2 separate regions of the Homo sapiens genome follow, and region 1 is linked to region 2. A link is an interaction called in ENCODE POLR2A ChIA-PET data of the cell type or tissue named here. Cell type or tissue: GM12878. All regions are shown on one strand.

Region 1 (2,500 bases), 260 kb before region 2:
TGTTCATACAGAAACTTGTACATGAGTTTATAGTAGCTTTATTCATAATTGCCCCTAACGAGATAACCCAAATGCCCTTCAACTGGGGAATGGATAGACAGACTGGGATGCATCCTTATGATGGACTGATACTCAGCAATGAAAAGGAAAAAGATACAGACGCAGACACCGCCATGAGGAACTTTAAATGCATTATGCTAAGTGTAAGAAGCCAGACTCGAAAGGCTACTGCATTCTGTTTGACTCCATTTACATAACATTCTAGAAATAGCAAAAATCGTAGGAACAGAAAACCCTAACCCTAAACCAAAATATCAATTTTTAAATTTAATAGTGAGAGATAGATGTTTTCAGTGACTGACAGACTCATTCAGTACTTTCCTAGTATCAAGAAATCTGGAAAAGTTAAGTGTCAATCAGAAAGATTCTAGGTAAAGGTGGAATCAGAACGAAGGGAAGTGTGGGAATGTTTCACGGTGCTCATAGTGAAGCTTCATGAATGGAGCAGATTTTGTTAATTGCCTAATTAACATTCATTCCCCTCCTTCTTTCTCCTTAAAAGCACCAAACTTTGGGGAGGTATCCACCTTCCTCCACAAAGCCATATGCTTTACTACACCAGTTATGTTTATCTCACATCCCTTGGCAGAGACTGGTTTAGGAACAGAATTGTGACTCAATTCAGACTCAATTCAGACGAATTTTGAAGGAATGTCTCTCCCAGGAGACTTCTAGGAAATGTGTCCTTTCTCACAGAAGAGATGAGCTGATGCTTCTTCCTTTGCATGTCACTGTACCTGAATGTGATGCTTCAGACTACTGCAGCTGTCTTGCTACCAGCCTAGAACAAAGCTCAGACAGTCCTGGGAAAGTCAAGAGAATCAGAGGCAGAGCTGGAGCCCTGTGGTACCCAACACAGGCCCTACCCTAGCTCACCTTGCTATTTAAGCTAGCTAAATTTCGTTTTCCCGACATAACATCCAATACCCTAAACAACTTAATGCCTGTCCCACAATATAATATGTCTTTTTGGTGGTAGCGATATTGGCCCACCTGAGAAGTGCTGAAAAATAACTGAAATATTTTTATTCTTTGAACTTTTTTTTAAAATACTAATTGCTATGCACATCACCTCCCCAAACTTTCTGTCAATTCATTTTGTCTGGGTTCAAATCCCAGTTTCACTTCTTACATTACAGATGTTTCTTTTTTTAATTTTTTTTTGAGACAGTCTCACTCCGTTGCCCAGGCTGGAGTGCAGCGGCGAGATCTCAGTTCACTGCAACCTCTGCCTCCCAGGTTCTAGTGATTCTCATGCCTCAGCCTCCTGAGTAGCTGGGACTACAGGTATGTGCTACCATGCCCAGCTAGTTTTTGCATTTTTGGTAGAGACGGGGTTTCACCATGTTGGCCAGGCTGCTCTCAAACTCTAGGCCTCAAGGGACCCGCCTGCCTCAGCCTTCCAAAGTGCTGTGATAACAGGAGTGAACCACTGTGCCTGGCCAACAGATGTTTCTAATTTTAATGAAGTCAACTTTATTAGTCATTGCCCTTATGGTTTCTGATTTCGTGTCTTCTTTATAAAATCTTCCCCTTCCTCAAGCTGGACTTTCATGATCCACAACTTCAAGGCTGTCCAGTTATGTTGTGTTGTGTGGATGGCATTTCCTGGGATGCAGAGTGGACGGCATCCCCTTTAAGTTGTGCAAAGCAGTTCTATTAGAAATCACTAGAATAAGCCCCTATATTTTCTTGTGAAAGTTGTCAAGTTTCAGCCAGGTGCAGTGGCTCATGCCTGTAATCCCGGCACTTTGGGAGGCCGAGGTGGGCGGGGATCACCTGAGGTTGGGAGTTCAAGACCAGTCTGGCCAACATGGAGAAACCTGTCTCTGCTAAAAATACAAAATTAGCCAGGCATAGTGGCGCGTGTCTGTAATCCCAGCTACTCAGGAAGCTGAGGCGGGAGAATCACTTGAACCCAGGAGGCGGAGGTTGTGGTGAGCTGAGACTGCGCCGCTGCACTCCAGCCTGGGCGACGAGAGCCAAATTCCGTCCCCTCAACCCCCCCACCAAAAAAAAGAAAGTTGTCAAGTTTTGTTATTCTCATTTAAATCTTTCAGAAATATATAATGTATTTTTGTATCCGATTTGGGATTGGAACCCTGGGTCACAGTGCATCCCTTCCTCCATTGGTTAGTCATGCCACTTCTGCCGCACTGTCTGTATATATTCGTGTCTGTTTGTGGACTCTCTATTCTGTACTGGATTTGTTCACTCCCTATCAATACCACACAGTGTGAGTAGTCTTAGTTACTACACCTTTATAATAATTTTTTTTTTGAGACAGAGTCTTGTTCCTGTCACCCAGGCTAGAGTACAGTGGCTCAGTCTCGGCTCATTACAACTTCTGTCCCCCGGGCTCAAGCGATTCTCCTGCCTCAGCCTCCCAAGGAGCTGGCATTACAGGCACGTGCCAACCGCCCGCCCCCCCCCACCCAAG
Region 2 (2,500 bases):
CCCACCCCATTCCCCGCCCAGAGGACTTTCTATTTTAATAGTTAAGCATTTATTTAATGAGTATTAGGAAAAAATAGAGCTAACTCAAAAGAGGCCTGGACTAGAATGGAAGGATTTGGAGACAGTTTATTTATTTATTTATTTATTTATTTATTTATTTATTTTATTATTATTATTATTTTAGAGATGAAGGGCTTGCTCCCAGGCCGGAATGTGAAGGAGAGACCATGGCTCCCTGCAGCCTCCACCTCCCAGGCTCAAGCCATCCTCCTGTCTCAGCCTCCAGAGCAACTAGGACTACAGGTGCACCACCCTGCCCAACTGATTTGTTTAATTTTAATTTTTTTGTAGAGAGGGGGTTTTCATCATGTTGCCCAGGCCAGTCTTGAACTCCTGGCCTCAAGCAATCCTTCCACTTTGACCTCCCAAAGTGCTGGAATTACAGGCCTAGGCCATTGTGCCTGGTCCTAGAGACAGGAGATTTTTGTTTTGTTTTGTTTTGTTTTGTTTTGTTTTTGATGGTGTCTTGCTCTGTCGCCCAGGCTGGAGTGCAGTGGCTCAATCTCGGCTCACTGCAACCTCCGCCTCCCGGGTTCAAGCCATTCTTTTGCCTCAGTCTCCTGAGTAGCTGGGATTACAGGCACCCGCCACCACGCCTGGCTAATTTTTGTATTTTTAGTAGAGACGGGGTTTCGCCATGTTGGCCAGGCTGGTCTCAAACTCCTGACCTCGTGATCCACCCGCCTCGGCCTCCCAAAGTGCTGGGATTACAGGCGTGAGCCACCACACCCAGCCAGGAGACAGGAGCTTTTCAAATGGATCCACTCAAAGGAACGAGAAGGGCTGCGTGTTGGATCTTTCGCAGATGCGCTGGGCTGTTCAGTGAAGCACTTGTTTATACAGTGAAGACTGATTGGGGATTGGCGGGTGAGGGATGGCAGCAGGGAGAACCAGGCCAACTCATGTCTGCAGAGGCCTGACAGGCTGGGCTGCCACAGGGTCCTCGAGTGCGGAGGAGGAGTAACATTTGCTCACAGGCTGAGGTTCTTTTAACCACAGGTTGGCCTGGAACTGGTCTCCTGTTACAGGCCTCTAACATGTAAGCCGGTGATAGGGAAGAAGGATTTGAGTCAAAGGAAAGCTATAAACTCCACAACTACACACACCCGCCCAGACACAGACACAGTCCTCACCACAACCGCCCAGCACACACCGCCACGAATGCTGGACCTTCCTACTGAGGCAGGTGTTTGTCCCGGGGCCTCTTTTAGAACACACAGGGTGTGTTGGAGTGACTCATTGTTCTGTCCTGTCCCTCTGCCTTTGTTCTATTGTCACCCATAAATTTTTTTTTTTTTTTTGAGACAGAGTCTCGCCCTGTCGCCTAGGCTGGAGTGCAGTGGCATGATCTCGGCTCACTGCAACCTCCGCCTCCTGGGTTCACGCCATTCTCCTGCCTCAGCCTCCCAAGTAGCTGGGACTACAGGCATGTGCTACCACGCCCAGCTAATTTTTGTATTTTTAGTAGAGACGGGGTTTCACCGTATTAGCCAGGATGGTCTCGATCTCCTGACCTCGTGATCCACCTGCCTCGGCCTCCCAAAGTGCTGGGGTTACAGGCGTGAGCCACCGTGCCTGGCCATGTCACCCATAAAGTTTAATAGCATGAAGTTTCATATGAGCCTGTGGTTGCCAGAGATGTAAACATTGGTTCAAATAAAACTAACAAAGGTGCACTTGTTTGTTTGTTTGTTTTGAGGCTAAGTCTCGCTCTGTCATCCAGACTAGAGTGTGTAGTGGTGCGATCTCGGCTCACTGCAACCTCTGCCTCCCGGGCTCAAGCAATTCTCCTGCCTCGGCCTCCCGAGTAGCTGGGATTACAGGTGCCCACGACCATGCCCAGCTAATTTTTGTATTTTAGTAGAGATGGGGTTTTGCCATGTTGGCCAGGCTGGTCTCGAACTCTTGGCCTCAAGTGATCTGCCTGCCTTGGCCTCCCAAAGTGCTGGGATTACAGATGTGAGCCACTGCGCCCGGCCTCTCATTTTCCCCATCTGTCTAGTAGGGTTGATTACTCCTGCCCCACCTGGTAGGATCCCACCTGTAATCTTAGCATGTTGAGAAGTCAAGGTGGGCGGATCACTTGAGCCCAGGAGTTTGAGGCCAGGCTGGACAACATGGAGAAACCCCATCTCTACCAAAAACACAAAAATTAGCCAGGCATTGAGTGCGTGCCTGGAGTCCCAGCTACTCAGGAGGCTGAGGTGGGAGGCTCACCTGAGCTCTGGAAGTTGAGGCTACAGTGAGCTGTGATTGCACCACTGCACTCCAGCCTGCCCGATGGCGTGAAATCCTGTCAGAAAAAACAAGAAACAAATAAACAAACAAACAAAAAAAAAAAAAAAAAAGGAAAGAAAAAGAAAAAAGAAGCTGAGGCTCAGGTAAGCTGCTCAGGCCACCAGACTAAGGCAGTTAAAGATGGCATCCAGACCCCTGAAAG

Evidence for each region. ChIA-PET counts read pairs that join two places held together with the same protein. Peaks named below come from ENCODE experiments on the same cell type or tissue, not always from the same donor. Only the 100,000 strongest peaks of a DNase experiment are listed, where the experiment ranks them.
Region 1: POLR2A ChIA-PET joins it to region 2 with 6 read pairs; 4 of 35 experiments call an interaction of 5 or more read pairs at or near these places.

The regions. Positions count from the first base shown.
Region 1 is chr3:196,439,177-196,441,676 of GRCh38, reverse strand. No RefSeq gene overlaps it. Among named protein-coding and RNA genes, the nearest start is that of UBXN7, 8.0 kb to the right of the region's middle. RefSeq lists a silencer at 1,307-1,386. In GM12878, no CTCF peak of the experiment used is centred here; DNase peaks (open chromatin) are centred at 95, 776 and 1,456; H3K4me3 peaks cover 728 bases; H3K27ac peaks cover 2,374 bases.
Region 2 is chr3:196,182,279-196,184,778 of GRCh38, reverse strand. No RefSeq gene overlaps it. Among named protein-coding and RNA genes, the nearest start is that of ZDHHC19, 28 kb to the left of the region's middle. RefSeq lists an enhancer at 1,264-1,353 and a cis regulatory region at 2,471-2,500. In GM12878, no CTCF peak of the experiment used is centred here; a DNase peak (open chromatin) is centred at 1,098; H3K27ac peaks cover 2,290 bases.